2 separate regions of the Mus musculus genome follow, and region 2 is linked to region 1. Evidence: chromatin loops called from intact Hi-C (ENCODE). Cell type or tissue: gastrocnemius. All regions are shown on one strand. Each heading gives the region's core, and the rest is flanking DNA. Links, peaks and the distances in the headings are about the cores only.

What was found. Hi-C counts contacts between places; a loop is a spot of excess contacts. Peaks named below come from ENCODE experiments on the same cell type or tissue, not always from the same donor. Only the 100,000 strongest peaks of a DNase experiment are listed, where the experiment ranks them.
Region 2: a loop joins it to region 1, with 6 times the contacts of the local background. A loop is called at or near these places in 2 of 42 quality-filtered maps.

What each region holds. Positions count from the first base shown.
Region 1 is chr10:114,451,535-114,459,879 of GRCm38, reverse strand. The region is part of intron 12 of Trhde (TRH-degrading enzyme); the gene reads left to right. Among named protein-coding and RNA genes, the nearest start is that of Gm40766, 310 kb to the left of the region's middle. In gastrocnemius, for the core only: a CTCF peak has its summit at 4,112 (motif pointing left); a DNase peak (open chromatin) is centred at 4,096.
Region 2 is chr10:115,092,467-115,100,811 of GRCm38, reverse strand. All of the region lies in intron 8 of Tph2 (tryptophan hydroxylase 2), which reads left to right. Among named protein-coding and RNA genes, the nearest start is that of Tph2, 88 kb to the left of the region's middle. In gastrocnemius, for the core only: a CTCF peak has its summit at 3,455 (motif pointing right); DNase peaks (open chromatin) are centred at 401, 2,917, 3,472 and 4,422.

The DNA.
Region 1 (8,345 bases), core at 64-8,063:
TCCAAGCAAAATATTTTGGAGAATACAAAATGAAGATATGCTATTCTGATATTGTGTAGAGTTAGCAGCAGGTTTCAGATAATTTCAGTGGATTTTTATTCTATGAACTTAGCTTTTCAGGTCAATCTCAAACTCAACATACAAATCCTTCCCTGAGTTGTTACCGTCATTTTGATGCTACCATTTACCTCACAGTACTTGTGTCTCCATCAATGTGTTCAGTTTGGTCCTTTATTTCTTCAGGTCATCGATTCCTACTGTAATAAGGATAAATTACTCAAAACATAACTGCCATGTCTGCTTGTATAAAGGTGATTACAAGCAGGCACATGCATTTTGTTTCCTGACATATCTTTTCCTATATTGTGAATTATATATTTGAAGTCCCTTTTCTATCTTGGTGGCAATAAAAGTGTATTTTTACTTTCCCCATTTCATCTGTAATGACTCTGGCTAGCTCTTACCTCTAATTTGGAATGGAGCATAATATTCGGAGAGGTGGGAAAATATCACTTTAAGTCATAAAGAGTTAGATTAGCTGTTTCATTTCTCTGTAAGTACAGAATATTTTACTAAGATTATAGAAGGAGAAAATGCACAGCACACACAGGAGGTGGATTCTTCCCTGTCCCTTTTCCATCACTTTGTATTGCTTGAAACTCGTTTTTTGATGTGCTTCACTATAGCTAATGACAGCTATCTAGTTTAAGAGAAGTGAAGATGATAGCCCATTAATTGTTATTAAATTTTTTAAAAGTGCTGTATTTTCATGCATGCAATAGAACAAAATGTTTAAGACTAAAAAGAACAGAAATATTTCCCATGTGGTATGTGGTTGTGCATCAGACAAGTAATGGAATACTTTGGACTATTTTGCTTTCTGATAATCAAGTCAACCTTCTCATTTTTTTTTTCCTCTGTGGTCCCAACATGCTGTCAGCCCCGCTTCCCACTCCTGACTTAAGCACATGATTCAAAATGACTTTGGAGAGTTGTGCTGCTCAGGGATTTATAGGAGTTTGTTTGTAGAATCCACACCGCTGTACGGCAACCCTGTCGTTTTGGTGACAGAGCCAGTTTAACTCGTCTAGGATTTATGAAGGAGATAATTCAGAATAGCGTAATAATTTTCCCTTGGCGATTACACTATCATTTGGTGCTTTATCCCGAACAGGGAAAATGGATGTGTTGGGTTCTGTACGTGGGTTTAGTGGCTTGATGGAAGGAACAAATCAAGGGCAGAATACAGATGTTGAACATGTGGCTGCCAAGGTCTAGTTCTGGGTCTCCCTTCTGAAAGCTGTCCACCATTTTTGAGCATCTCTTTACAGTTGACAAAATGCTCTCACACTTCTTCCCCTTTGTCCTTGCGGACCCTAGAGGTTGAAGTTCAAATACAACTATACTGATGCCTCTGGAGCTAACTGGTGGTAGACTATTTTCAGGGTTCCTTCTGAGATTTTTGAGGTGAGCTGGGATATCTCTGGGTCTCTCTCTAGGACTTAAACCTTCTTCAAATAGTGTTAAGAATATCATGGACTTCCTAAAAAACATTAGGTTAAATACTAACATTATCTTCATTTAAAATATGTCCCTGAAGGATTAGGTAATATTTCAGAGTAACTGTACATTGGGTATAGTACAAATAATTTGAGGTTTTGATTATATAATGCATATACAGAACTAATAGCTAAATGGATACACACAGAGTGTGTGTATATATATATATATATATATATATATATATATATATATATATATATATATGGGTCATTGGTGATTGATGTGTGTGTGTGTGTGTGTGTGTTTGTGTGTTTGTGTTTGGTTACTTTTCTTTCTCTTTAGGACAAGTTGCTGTTTGACAAAGATTGAAAACATTCACTTAGAAATTTACTTAGAGGTGGTTGGAATGGTTATATGTTAGCATCTACCTTGATAATATGAATTTAGATAATCTGTCTGTCTAGAACATGCAAAGCATCACATACATGTAGCCTTTATCTCCGGGATCTGAAGGATACATTTAATCAAAATACTGAACAATGGTGAATTAAACCTATTTTTCCAGCAGAACAGTATTAGAACAGATTCTCCGGCCCTTCTGAAAAGTTCTGAGGGACGAAAACATATAAAGTTTTAATATTTGAACACACGTGTGTATTATAATCAAATCTATATGAAAAGCATAACTTTCAACCAACTTTACACCGAAGATTTGCCAGGTTATTTTTAAGTTATGTGGTTTGAGGAATATTTTTCTTTTCTAGTTTCCTGTTATTCACAGATTTCTCTCAATGCAGTCATATAGAAAATTAGAAGACTTTCTTATTCATGGGCCTTTAGGAAGATGATTTAATACCCTTGTGGAGGCAAACCAAGCCTCTGCAAAATCTTCCTTTTATTATTTATTTATTTATTTATTTATTTATTTATTTTATTCCAATGTAACTTTTTACTTTACTAGAAAACGTCACAGTGAAATAAACAGAGCTGATTTAGGGATTCTGTTTCCCGTGGAAATCATAAATTATCTTAAAATATTCTTATGTCCAATCAATATATATATTTCACTTGAATTTCCTATTAATTCTACTAATTCCAAATGGAAATATGAAGTTTCCTGGATACAGAGTGTATTTTATTTTAAAATATATTTTCTCATCAATTAAAGGATTTATTATTGGTCTCCTCTAAGTTATCACATTTGCATGAAGAATACTGAGAGACTCCTTTGCTTCTGATACCATCAAAAGCAAATCTTTTGCTTGGAAAATGTCAAAAAGTCAGTGGTTGTGGCTTCTTGCCATCCATTTCACTTACTAAATATAAAATTTCCAAGCCAGCATATCATGAGCAGATCAATTGGGAAACCATAATTAGCTTCTTTCTTATCTGGAAAGATCATGTGGCCCATTTGAGTTTGTCTTCCCCAGTAACCAGAGTCAGGCTTTGAAAGCATACATCAGAGCACCTTGTCATTCTCCAGCTCTAACCGTGACTTTCATCATACGTGAGAAACAATCTCACTCCTCACGTGCACTGGGTGTAGATGCCCATTTAAGGGTGTGCAGACTGGTGGGCCTGAAGTGCCGGAGTGTCTGTGTTAAGTATCTCAGATCATACCAAATTCCATCGAGACATAGCAGAAGGCTGCTGAAGAGGTAGACAAGAATTTAATGAGGATGGATTTCACTCTGTCTGCACTGCTCTACAGGACAGTACTACCAGGCATGCACTAGACCTCAGGCTCTCTTCTGTGGCCCGGCCAGTGTACTTTGGCCATGAGGCAAGCGAAAGATGATTGCAAAGGCCAGGTGTGGACTACCTGCATAACAGGCTCAACTCTTTCAATATTAATTACAGATGTGTATCTATCTATTTTCCTAGTAAGCCAATAAAGCACTTGTAGATAAAAACTATTGAAGAAAAACATTGAGGAGCATATCAATATGTCCAGATAATTTTGATGGACACTTTTTATGGGCTTTTCTATAATCTCTATTTAACTTCTGCTGACCCAAAATATTGTCTTCCAGCCAGTTTTCCAATTTGATGAACCTTCAGTTTAAGAGTTACTTCAATATAAATATTATCAGCTCACAAAGCTTATAAGTATGAAAGGGGAGGAGATTAATTTATTTCCTACTGTTAATGATTGCACGTGAAAGGTCACGTTTTTAGCCAATGTAAAGGAACCTTGAGTTATACAACCTCTTCTTTCATGAATCCTTATGTCTCTACCACACCTTCAATGATAAATAGAGTGTCTGTACTTTTTGCTCTTGTTTCTATGAAAAAAAATACCTGCAATAAGCAACTTAGAGGGAAAATGGCCTTTGACTCACAGTTTCAGAGGTCCTCTGTTCATCATGATAAAGAAGACATGGCGGTGGCAGCAGTAGGAGCATCAGCGTCAGCATCTCAACTGATGGGGTAGAAACTTGTGACTGCCTATTTCCACAGCTCAGCACAGAAGACAGCAAACTTAGACTGCAATGAGATGCATGTCGGACATTTGAGAGCCCACCTGTAGTGCACTCTCTGAGACCCCACAATGCAAGGATAACATAACCTCCCAAATAGTGCCACCTGCTGGTTGGAATATTTTGGGCTGAACCTTTCCTGGCCCCCGCCACCCCTAGCACTAGCTTGATTTACTTTGAACTTCTATAACAGGTTATATTATATTAGGTATTTTTGTACTATTTATGTACAATGTCCCTGTCTTCTTAAAGCCCTTTAACCATCATTGAAAATATTTACTTTTGAGGAAATCATGATAATGTGTAAATTTAAGAAGATTTGGCAAATGCTCTTGATTTCTTTCAAAGTGATACAATATTATTGACACAATTTGAGGAATATCTATCAAGTGCCTATTTAGTGCCAGTTTTTGCTTTATGATATGGGCTAAAATGATGTATGGAACATGCTTTCTTTGTTTCTTTTTTTATTTACTCTTTTAAGTAAAGTTTAATGGATTTTAGAAAGTCATATATATAAAAGAAATCTAACACTATCATAAGTATCCAGTTTTGGACTCTTCAAACTTCCTCACATAGCCTTTTAAGCTATTTGTAGTTGTGAATTTCAAGGCAGTCCTGCCAAGACTCCAAAATTAAAAACCGATGATTTGTCTCAAACGGATATCTGCAGAACATTTCATCCAAACACAAAAGTGGCCTGGTTTTCTGTTTGTTTGTTTGTTTGTTTCGATTCTTAATGACTTCAATTTCCTTGGTGATTATTGGTGTAGTAAAATTGTCTATCTGATCTTGATTTAACTTTGGTAAGTGGTTCGTTTCTTTTAGATATTTCAATTTTGCAGAATGTGGGTTTTTGAAGTATGACTGTATTTCCTTGATGTCTATGGTTTTGTCCCCCTTTTCACTTCTGATTTTGTTAATTTGGATATACTCTCTCTGCTTTTTAGTTACTTTGGATCAGGGTTTGTCTATCTTGTTGACTTTCTCAAAGGACTAAGTCTTTGTTTCATTGATTCTTTGCATTGTTCTCTTTTGTTGTTATTTTATTGATTTTTAACCCTCAGTTTGATTTTTTTATCATCTACTCCTTTTGGATGTGTTTGCTTCTTTTTGTTCTAGAGGGTGCAGATGTCCAGTTAAGTCACTAATACGCTATTTGTATACTTTCTTTATGAAGGCACCTAGTACTCTGATCTTTCCTCTTAGAATCACTTTAATTTTGTTCCGTAAGTTTGGGTATGTTGTGCAGTCACTTTCAATGAATTCTAGGATGCCTTTGATTTCTGTCTTTATTTCTTTCTTGACTCAGTTGTCAATGACTAGAGAGTTCTTCAATTTCTATGAATTTGTAGGCTTTCTGTTGTTACTGTTGTTTAAATCTAGCTTTAATCCACTGTATCTGATAGGAAACAGGGGTTTATTTCAATTTTCTTGTATCTGCTGAGACTTGGTTTGTTACCATGTGTGTGGTCCATTTTGGAAAAGTTTCCATGTTATCATGGTTTCTTTTTTAAAGGTCTGACCCCACTTAATTAAAAGAATTATTTGATAAAGCATTGACATGTTCAATAGTTATTATTATTATTGTTGTTGTTGTTGTTGTTGTTGTTGTTATTATTATTTTCAAGATAGGGGTGCCTTTTGTAGCCCAGGTTTTCCTGGAACTCAGTATAAAGATCAAGCTGGCATCAAACTCTGAGATCTGCCTGCCTTTGATGGGATTAAAGGCATGTGCCACCATGCCTGGCTTATACTACTTATTTATAACAGTTATACTAGGCATTGGATCTAAGTGCCACAGAAGCCCAGAAAACAGTTCCTAAGTCTTCAGAACAGCTTTCTTGAAGAATAGGAACAGGAGGAGGAGCTGGCAGAACCATTTCCTGTGCCACCTCTCATATTCTGAATTAGATGGAGCTACAAAAAGTTAACTTCTTTTTTCATCGTTGAGGACAATAGTTCAGCAAAAAATGGGCTGTGCATCTTTTTCCTCAAAAGCTGTACAGTTGGCTGCATGAGGTACCCCCCCCCCACACACACACACCATGATTTCTCTCCTTTATTCTCTGCTCCAAGTGCTATTGGGGCCTTTATCTGAGCTGTAAAAATCTTTCTGCAGAGAACACACAAAAGTCATTTAATCATGAATATTAAAGAATAACAAAAAAGTAAATCTTTTCAATTGAGCATTTCAGCAACACTTTAAAATGTGTGCCTAACAGACATGAACAGTGCCTTTTGTCTTTTTCATATATTATGAATTACGTAGTAAGCTACTTATTAGCTTTAAATGACTCCTCAATTAAGCAGTAAATGGGCATGTGAGAGAGTGAATGAGTGAGTGTGTGTGTGTGTGTGTGTGTGTGTGTGTGTGTGAATATTCTGAGGATATTGCTTTCCAATCCGTACATTTGAAGCATGGAAGAATCGATTATCTTTTTTAAAAAAGTATTAGAAATAAGTTATTTGTATGAAGCTAACCATCACTGAAGACCCAAGAGTTCACCTTTACAGGGATTTAGAGTAGGTTTGCAACAGCACCTCTGGATCTTAGCTGAAAATAACTAGTTAGGACCAGAGCATTTGAAAATTGGCCAATATAGTCTGACTTTAATCTCCTTCTTATAAAAATGCTGTCTTGTATGCCTCAAGATATATTTCATTGCAAGCTCCAGAGAACTGGGAGGGGAGGAGGGGAAGCAGAGGAAGGCAAGGGGAGGGTGTGGGATCCCCAGAGGATGGAGAACCAGCTGTATGGTGCCTGTGCACACGCAATATCTTTAATGTTCCTCATTGCCTTGTCTCTGGTTTCTTACATCCACCCCCACCACATTAGTGGAGAGAGGAGGCATCAGATAAGACATTTCCCCAAATGTTAGTAAATACGATTGCATGGCGGACATTCTTAAGACCTGCTCTTCTCCCACATAGCTAGCAACACTCACCACTGGTGATGTGAATTTAAGGAAAGTATTTCAACATCAGGACACTTACATGCTCTCTACTGTGCTGATTTCTTCAGTCTGATGTGGTGCGCCGTTCACTGGAATCCACACTTTTCCCTATATTGATTTTATTATCAGTAGTAGTAATCACCGAATCATTACCAGCCAATTACACAAACACATCTAAGCTAGGTAAGCAACATTATCTTCTACTATCTGTCATTTTGTAAACGAAGCTGATCATCTTCCTGGCCAATTAAGGGTAGCTCCATATTTTGATCTAGCCGACTTAACAGCAAGTATATTGAATTATGTAGTAGGTAATTACTTACGTATGGTGGTAGTGTGGCAGAAGGAGGGTAATTTGAGTGTAATCTGCTTCTTATTCTTTTTGAAAACTGCATTAGAGAAGGTTAACTGCTTAAAAAAAGATCTTGGCATGTTTGTGGGTTGAATAAAATAGTAGTTATTTTTCCTAGCACAATAGGTCTGGGATAGGTGAGTAGATTTGCCAAGCAATTCTCCAGGGCTTCAGGGAAATATTAAATATAAAGTCACACTAACCCTGGCAGTGATTCACATTTATACTATGTTATTAGATCTTTGTCACATGGCTATGCCTAACTATCAGGAATACTAGGGACTGTGGTCTCTCTAAGGAAGAAACAGAAAATTCAGGCTTTGCTGTGTGGTGGCAATATCTGTCATAAGGCTTCAATCTGTAATTGCTCTGTTTCTGTGTGTATTAATTACTTCCCTTGCCTTATTGTTTGTTATGTGGGACTTCTACCAGGCTAGCCTCACTTTTCTTCCTCTGTTGCAGAATGCTAGATGTCTTTAAATACCTACTTCTGAGCCCTGCCTCTCAGACTTAAGTGTATTAGCAGTTAAAGAATAACATACAACAATATTTTGAGACTTTTTCAAGTTCTCAAACTTGTAATTATTTTTAGCAATTTCTATTGAAAATATATAGGAAAACATTAAATAGTTGGTGCCAAAAGGTTTTTTTGTTTGTTTGTTTGGGTTTTTGTTGTTGGGTTTTGGGGGTTATATATATATTTTTTTCTTTATTTATACTTCAAATGTTTTCCCCTTTCCAGGTCTCCCCTTTGGAACCCCCTATCCCATCCCCCTCCCCCTGCCTCTATGAGGGTGCTCCTCCACCCACCCACCCATTCCCTTCTTCCCATCCTGGCATTCCCCTACACTGGGGCATCGAACACCCTCAGGCCCCAGAGACCTTTCCTCTCACTGATGTCCAACAAGGCCATCCTCTGCCGGAGCCATGGGTCTCTCCATGTGTATTCTTTGGTTGGTGGTCCAGTCTCTGGGAGTTCCAATGAGTGGGGGTCTGGCCTGTTGACACTGTTGATCCCTTTTGTTTAAATTTGTTATAGATGTGTGTGTGTGG
Region 2 (8,345 bases), core at 72-8,071, 640 kb before region 1:
TGTCTCTATACTGATCAGATGACAGATTGCTGGTATTGGACCATCTTTCAGAAGCAGTCCTTCTTTCTGAGCCTTATCCTTTGGCTACGACAGGGACAACCAAGGGGCAGATACTTGTTGGATGTTCTTCCTGTCCCATCCTGGAGCACCCATCTTCTTTAGGCACCAAGCCTTGATCTGTTAGATCATAAAGAAAAAAAATGGTGGTGGTGGTGGAGACAGAATCCACAGTGGATTGCAGAGGATGGGCTTATAATGGCTCTCAAGGAGTTAGGGATAATAGCCCCTTATGCTTGTGGAACTATTTCAGCACTAGGCTGTTGCAAGAAATATTAAAAAACAGAACTGGCCCATTCCCATGGTTATGCCTCTAACTCTCTGCCCTGGCAGCCTGACTGGCCATGCATTGGCAGGCAATGGCTGACCTATTTTTATCTCGTGGAGACTGACTCAGAATTGCACAATCTCTCCACCCAGCTCACTAAGTTCTTACTGCAGGTCATTACCATGCCAGCCCTGTGCATCAAATCCCCCATGACCTTTGTGGTGCACATCTGGCAAACCCACACTTTGCCACCGTACCTTTCTCTCTAACTCTCTTCTGCTTCCTCTCTTCCTCTGTCCAACCCAGAAGTCCCGCCTACTCACCCAGCGACTGGCTCCTTTATTCATTAGGGGATTAATTTACAGGAAGCCACCATATCATGTGACTCATTCCTCATTCCAGACAACCTCTCCCGGGAGAGCAGAATTAACATAAAATGCAAGCAGCACAGAGCCATCCACAACACTAGGCTCTGTCTCGCCATCATGGTAGGTCACAATAACTCTGCACGTGGAAGCTCCATCACTAATAAGAAAAGGCGCTGCTGGATCTGAGGTTGGAAACTCAAGTTCGTTTCATGATTTAATAGTTCCAGAATTTCGGGTCCCAGTTTTCTGACACAAACCATGCAGTCAATAACTTCAATAAAGTCTGCTTCAGTGGCAGGTAGGAAAACAAACTTGTGTAAGAATGCTTTGTTAAGCCTGGCTAGGCTGCCAGTCAATGCTTTGAAGCTTGAGGTAAGTTCTACTGTCTAGTGATAACCCTGCGTTTGGAAGCACCTTGCTATTCAATTGCTGAATACCGTGCTTCTGTGCTTTTGGCATTTCTGGCTCTTCTTCTTGTGTGTTCTTCTTGTTCTCTTATGTTGGACGGGTTTAGGAGCCCTGTAACTAAGCTTGCTTAGAGCTGTGTAGAAGGTAAGACACCGAGGACTGGAATAAGTGAGTGAAGGAGTCTCCTATAAGCAAGGGACACAGAACTTAGCGCACGGAACTTAGATCACAGTTTCAGTCAGGCTCGTTCCAGCTTTCTGTCGTGAACTTCCTCTTGCCTGGGTAAGTGGATAATAGAATTCTAGATGTGAGAGAATGTGTATGATTATTAAGCAAAAATATACTCTACTACTATGAAAGAAAGGGTTTTTTTTTGTAGTTGTTTTTCTTTTTTCTTTTTTTTTTGTTTTTTGTTTTTTTGTTTTTTTGAAAGGTAACAGTACCCATGTCTCAAAGAGAATGCTCCCCGCTCCCCCAAGGCCTCCCCACTCCCTGGGGCCTCGAGTCTCTCCAGGGTTGGGTGCATCTTTTCCCACTGAGGTCAGACCAGGCATCCTCTGCTGTATATGTGTCTGGGGCCTCATATCGGCTGGTGTATGCTGTCTGGTTGGTGGCTCAGTATCCGAGAGAGATTTCAGGGGTTCAGTTTGGTTGAGACTCCTGGTCTTCCTATGGGGTTGCCCTCCTCTTCAGCTTCTTCCAGCCTTTCCCTAATTCAACCCCTGGGGACCCCAACTTCAGTCTAATGGTTGGGTGTTAAGCATCTGTGTCTGTCTCAGCGAGCTGATTGTTGGGCCTCTCAGAGGGCAGACATGCTAGGCTTCTGTCTGTAAGCACACCATAGCATCAGTAATAGTGTCAGGCCTTGGAGCCTTCCCATGAGATGGATCCTGATTTGGGTAGGTCACTGGACCGTCTTTCCCTCAGTCTCTTCTCCATTTTTGTCCCTGTAGTTCTTTTAGACAAGAACAATTCTGGGGCAGAGTTTTTGACTGTGGGGTGGCAACCCCATCCCTCCACTTGATGCCCTGACTTTCTACTGGGGGTCTCTCTCCTCACTATTGGGCATTTCATCTAAGATCTCTCCATTTGAGTCCTGAGAGTTTCTCATCTCCCAGGTCTCTGGTGCATTTTAGAGGCCCCCCCCCCCTCGAGGTTGCATATTTCCATTCTGCTGGCCCTCAGGGCTTCTGTCCTGTCTCTCTGTACCCCTCGCCCCATACCTGATCATGTTTTCCCTTTCCCTTTCACCTCCCCTCTCCCACCCAGGTCTCTCCCTCTGACTCCTGTGATTGTTTTCTTCTCCTTCCCAAGTGGGATTGGAGCACCCTCACTTGGGCCCCACAGAGAGACCTTTTCCTATCATCACATGAAACCATTCTGTATTATGTTGGCATGATTTCACATTGGTGGACTTGACTCTTCCTTTTTTTTTTTTCCTGGATATTTTCTTTATTTACATTTCAAGTGTTTTCCCCTTTCCAGGTCCCCTCTTCAGAAACCCCCTATTCCATCCCCTCTCTCCCTGCCTCTATGAGGGTACTCCCCCACCCACCCACCCACTCCCATCCTCCCATCTTGCATTCCCCTATACTGGGGCATTGAACACCCTCAGGCCCGAGGACCTCTCCTCCCATTGATGTCCAACAAGACCATCCTCTGCCACATCTGTGGCCAGTGCCATGAGTCTCTCCATGTGTATTCTTTGGTTGGTGGTCCAGTCCCCAGTAAGCTTCGGGGTGCCTGGCCTGTTGACTCTGTTGCTCCCCACATGGGGCTGCAAACCCCCTCAGCTCCTTCAGTCCCTTCTCCATCTCCTCCATCGGGGACCCCCGAGCTCAGTCCGATGGTTGGCTGTGAGCTTCCTCTTCTGTATTTGTCAGGCTCTGGCAGAGCCTCTCAGGAGACAGCCATATCAGGCTTCTATCAGCAAGCACTTCCCAGCATCCACAATAGCGTACGGGTTTGATGGCTGTATATGGGATGGATCCCCAGGTGGGGCAGTCTCTGGATGGCTTTTCCTTCAGTTTCTGCTCCACACTTTGTCTCTATATTTCCTCCTGTGAGTATTTTGTTCCCCCTTCTGAAAAGCACTGAAGCATCCACATTTTGATCATCCTTCTTCCTTCTTCATAGGGTCTGTGAATTGAACCTTGGGTATTCCGAACTTTTGGGCTAACATCTGCTTATCAGTGTGTACATACCGTGTTTGTTCCTTTGTGACTGAGTCCCCTCACTCAGGATGATATTCTCATGTTCCATCCATTTTGCAGACTTGGTTCTTTCAAACTTTGATTGCTATCTATCAGGCTGGTATGTCTTGAGAGTGGTGTATTACCCTCAGTGATCTGAAGATGGCAGCATTGTGCACCCTATCTGTTTTTCCCTGAGCCCTCCCTAGGTGTGTTCCACAGCCCTTCAGAGTTCAGATTGTCGACACTCAGGCTGTCTTTTTCCGCTTAATGACTGTGAATGTAAATTACTCTGCTTTCTTCTGCGGAAGAGGCCCCATCTATCATTCCTGTTTTGGTTTTAAGCTAATGATTATATGTAATTATATTCAAATAAAATATTTACAAATAATTATATATCACTAGTGCGTAAAAGATTTAGAATTCATGATCGTCAGTGCTGATGAAAGGTAGCCTTCAATTTGGGAGGTGTTGGTTTTATTATTATTATTTGTTTCTGTTTCAAAGACATTAGCGGCCAAGAATCAGCAATTCTCTTTTGCAGGTGTTTTTACAAGGCTCAGTGTTTTTATTTTTTTTCTTTACCTCTTGCATATTTATTTTGTGATAATAGGTAGGATATTTGTCTGGAAAAATCTCAAGGGAATATATTATAGATCCACATCTGGAGAGTTCTGTGAGAAAAAGAAATTATATCTTAAAATTTCCAGAAGCAGTTAGCTGTCATTGAACTCTAAGACATTTTGGGGGGGGGGTGTCAATCAGTTCAACTCTAAGCTGGCTTTGCATAGGAAGCCAGGCGGTAGACATGTGTGGTCGGTCCCTCCCTTAAGTCAGTGATCTGACGGAGGTCTTCACTACTATTGAAAACAAAAAAAGCATCTCTAGTAAGTCCCTAATCCCAAATTTGCCAACACTTCAGTTTTAGATATGATTCTTCATTACTTATAATCTGTCAGCCACACACAGAGCTGACAATGGAAAGCCGTGTCAGAGCAAAAGGTCTGGTTCTATGAGGAAAGCAGGCTGCAGAAGCTGAAACCAGGGTTTTCTTTATGATGCATGCAGGAAGCCAGAGGGGAAGGTAGGCAGACAAGGACCAGATGGAGCCCTGTAAGGGCAGAGCTTTTGGAGGAACTCCCAGATGTGGAGAGGGGCCAGAGAGCTCTAGAGTCAGGGGATAGAAGATCCACAAGGCTCTTCTTCCCTTGGAGGCCATTCTGCTGCTAGAAGTGTATTAGCTAAGGATACACTGTATAATCCATCATCTCAACATTTGAGTCTTTGGTTAAACCAATGCAGGCCTTTTAATCCTTGCTATAAAATCAGACAGAAAGCCAAATCCAGGGGAAGATGCTGTGGCTGATGTGGTAGAGTTTTCTCGGAAGCTCTGTCAGCCTGCTTTGATTCAGGTGGTAACTGTGGCTGTGCATTATGTATGCAATGATGCAGTGTAGGGGAAATTTCAACTGCAATTGATAGTTGACCTACACCCTCCTGTAGTTGGCACCGTATGTGTGTTTTAGATACCTTTAAGTATGACAACACATTTGCCCACAGAGTTTTCTGTATTCGACATGAAGCCTCCAAGGATATTATGTGGTGAGCTAAAAATGCAAGATTAGTCAGGGAGGCGAACCAAAGGCACTCTAAGGAGATGCCATGAACTTCCAGACGCCATGAGCTTCCAGCTGTCTTGTTCCAGACTTTCATTTCCCCATCATTTGGCTGTAAAGGGAAATCACACACCTACTAAGTTTTTATTTAGAAACCTTAAACATGGCAGATGCTGATGTTGGGCTTTGTAAGACACTGAGCTCTGGATCTTGTAAATGTCACTGTTTGGATGAGTCCTGGATATATCACCCACCTTCCTAAGTGTAAGAATTTCATTTTGTGACATAGAGGGGCCTTGTTGCCGTGTGTCTTCCAGGCTTCTCTGTGAATATTGAGTATTTTGCTTCCCTGTGAGCAGGACTGGGCACAGTTGTTCGGATGACAGACTTGAGGCTTTTCTTGTAACTTCTCCACATGTTAGCAACTCTTATTTTTAGTTATTCTCATGAGATCTCGGTGAGACAGACTTCTTCTAACATCTTGACATCCCACCTATGGCCCCTCCTCACCTCTCATGGTGCTGAGGATAAAGATCAGTGTTAATGAACAAAATATTCCTAGAGATGCGATACCATCCCTGGTCGATTTATAGTAATTCCTGAAACACTGTAAGAGCTTGCGAGCACCGGCTGATAAATCCTGAATGGATGGGCAAATGAATACCAAGTTAGGTTTGTGTGTCTACGCTGAAGTAAGAGAAAATGAAGGCATCAAAGGACCTGAGTTATACTCTGGCATCTGCTTCTCTAAGCTCGGTGACTGTCTCCCTCCCGACAGTGGCTTCCATTCACAGACTCATTCACCTACTCGACAGATATCTCTAGCAATTATTTGATGCTAGACTCTAGTCTAAATGCTAAGATTTTTGCATTGAAGAAGAAGGCAAACCCCTGGTCCAATCATGGCTCATACTACTGAGTGATGCAGCAATAACAGTCAATGGACAGGATGATGTTGGGTGGAAGATGTTCTTCACGTAACATGTCAGACAGATACTAAGCAGAGAGCATGGCTGCTCTCATGGTCAGGGAAGCCCTCTATGACTAGGTTGACATTTAAGCTGCAATCGTTTTCATGAACCAACTCTGAACTGAGAAGGGAAACTTCAGAGAGGCTTCCTCCAGCAGCAGATGGGAGTGGTTGCAGAGGCCCACAGTCAGACATTATGCGGAGAGTGTGTCTAAAATTGAGGTCGACCCTTGGAGATCAGGGAAGATCCTGCAGAAGGCCAGAAGGGAAGGAAAAATGGAAGTCAGAGGGGTTGGGGGTAGAGATACTAGGAAAACATGGCACACTGAATCAACTAATCAGGGCTCACATGGGCTTACAGAGGCCGGAATGGCAAGCACAGGGCCTGTGTGTTATGGCTGTTGGCTTGGTGTTCTTGTGAGACTCCTAATGGTGGGAGCCAGTGTATCTCTGACTCTTTTGCCTGCTCATGGGACTCTTTTCTTCCTATTGAGTTATATAATCTAGCTTCGATTAGAAGGCCTTGGCCTTGTCTTATTGTACCTTGCTTTGTCATGATGAGCTGTCATCTCTTTTCTGAAGAGGAAACAGAGAGGCGGTGATTCTGGGGGGAGAGAGGAGGTAGGGGGGGGAGCTAGGGGGAATGGAGGGAGGGTGGTTGGGACGTGTTTTATGAGAGAAGAATTGATTTCTAATTAAAAAAAATCACAGGAAAGAAAGAAGATGACCACTATATGAATACCTATAGAGAAGAGTGTTCCACCAGAGGGAAGAGCAAGCATAAAAATCCGGAAGCCAGATTCATTTATATTTCCAGGGGCATCAGAGTGCAGTTGTGTGGTTTATGGCAGGAAAGCATGCTCTTTTGCAGCCTTTAGAACATCATGGTGAGCTGGGCATAGAAATATAGCCAATAACGGGACTGCAAAATCCAGTGTGAAGTTCCACTGTTGTGGCAACTCTATAGAGGCTCACTGAGGTGACAGACTTTGGACCTGGTTAATTTTGTAATTTTTTTTATTTGCAAATTCCTTATAATAAAGTTTTAATAAACAAGCCGCTGTCTTAGCTAGGGGTTCTATTGCTGCAATAAAACATCAAGACTGAAGGCAAGGAGGGAAGGAGAGGATTCGTTTCATCCCGCAGCTTGGTGTTATCATCTAAGGCAGGCAGATCAGGAACTCACTGGCAGGCACCTGGAATTTGGAGCTGGCACAGCAGGCATAGAGAAAGCTTGCTTATTGACTCACTCCATCTGGTTTGCTCAGTCTTTCTCCCAGCAACCAGGACCACCAGCCTAGGAGTGACACCACCCCCAATGGTCTGTGACACCACCCACAGTTAACCATCAGAAACCATCAAGAAAAGGCTGACCTTATGGAGGCATTTTTTTTTTCAATTAAAAGTCTCCCTTCCGAGATAAGTTTAGATTTGTGTCAAGTTGATAAATCCGAGCAGCATAGCCACTTTATGGATCTGCCCCAAATCCCCTGAGGTGGAGGGCTTTACCTAGAATGATGCTAAGCATCCTGTAACACAGGGCAGCCTCTCCAAACAAGTTTTAAAGTATTATAGCAGGAACTGTGGGGGTGTCTCTATGTAAAAGCTAGGGGTCTCCACAGCCACAAAAGCATCTCCTACAGGAGGACCTAATTGAGGACTGCCCAAGAGACCAGGGATTGCTAGTGCAGACAATGCCGATCAGGAACTGCTGTTTAGGAGAGATGCTTTCTTGGGACCAATGGGGGCATGAGTGGAGTGTACTAAAGGAGCTTGCAGCAGTGCTCAGATGAGCTTGTTGCAGCACCTGCTCCCTGAGTCTGTGTGGTTGACGCTGTGTCAACCTACTTCCAACCCCCAAGGGCAGGTAGGGTCGGTCAGAGCACAGGCAACAAAGTATCAACGGTGCTGGGCAACAAAGTATCAATGGTGCTGGGCAACAAAGTATCAACGGTGCTGGGATTTATTTTGCTTTTAGGGAATAATCGGTGCTGCATAGACTTTATACTTCAGTGTAGAGAGATAGATTAAAGCAGTTTATATTGTGCATAAAAGTACCCCAGATACTGCGGAAAAGCAGTATATTGTAAAACAAATAAAACATGGGACAGGGTAAGGAAGCATATTCATTGGTGGCATGGTCTTTAATTTTGGCTTTTTTTTTTTTTTTGGGGGGGGGGGAACTGAATTAGGAAGGAGGCCTTGCATCTGGAGGTGAAGCCCCATGGCTTGGAAGTGGCCAATCCTTTAGGTGCAGCTCAGTTATGCAGAGCATGGGACTGCTCAACCTCGGAGGTTATCCCTGCATTAAAAAGCAAACAAAACCCTTCAGAATCAAAGGACATTTCAACCTCTGGGTAAAAATAGAGCAAGCTGTCATGGGCTAGAAATTATAATTATTTTCTGTCCCCTTTTCAGGAGTGTTTAAACTCTCTTCTTTCTCAACACCTTCAGTGCCCTAGCACC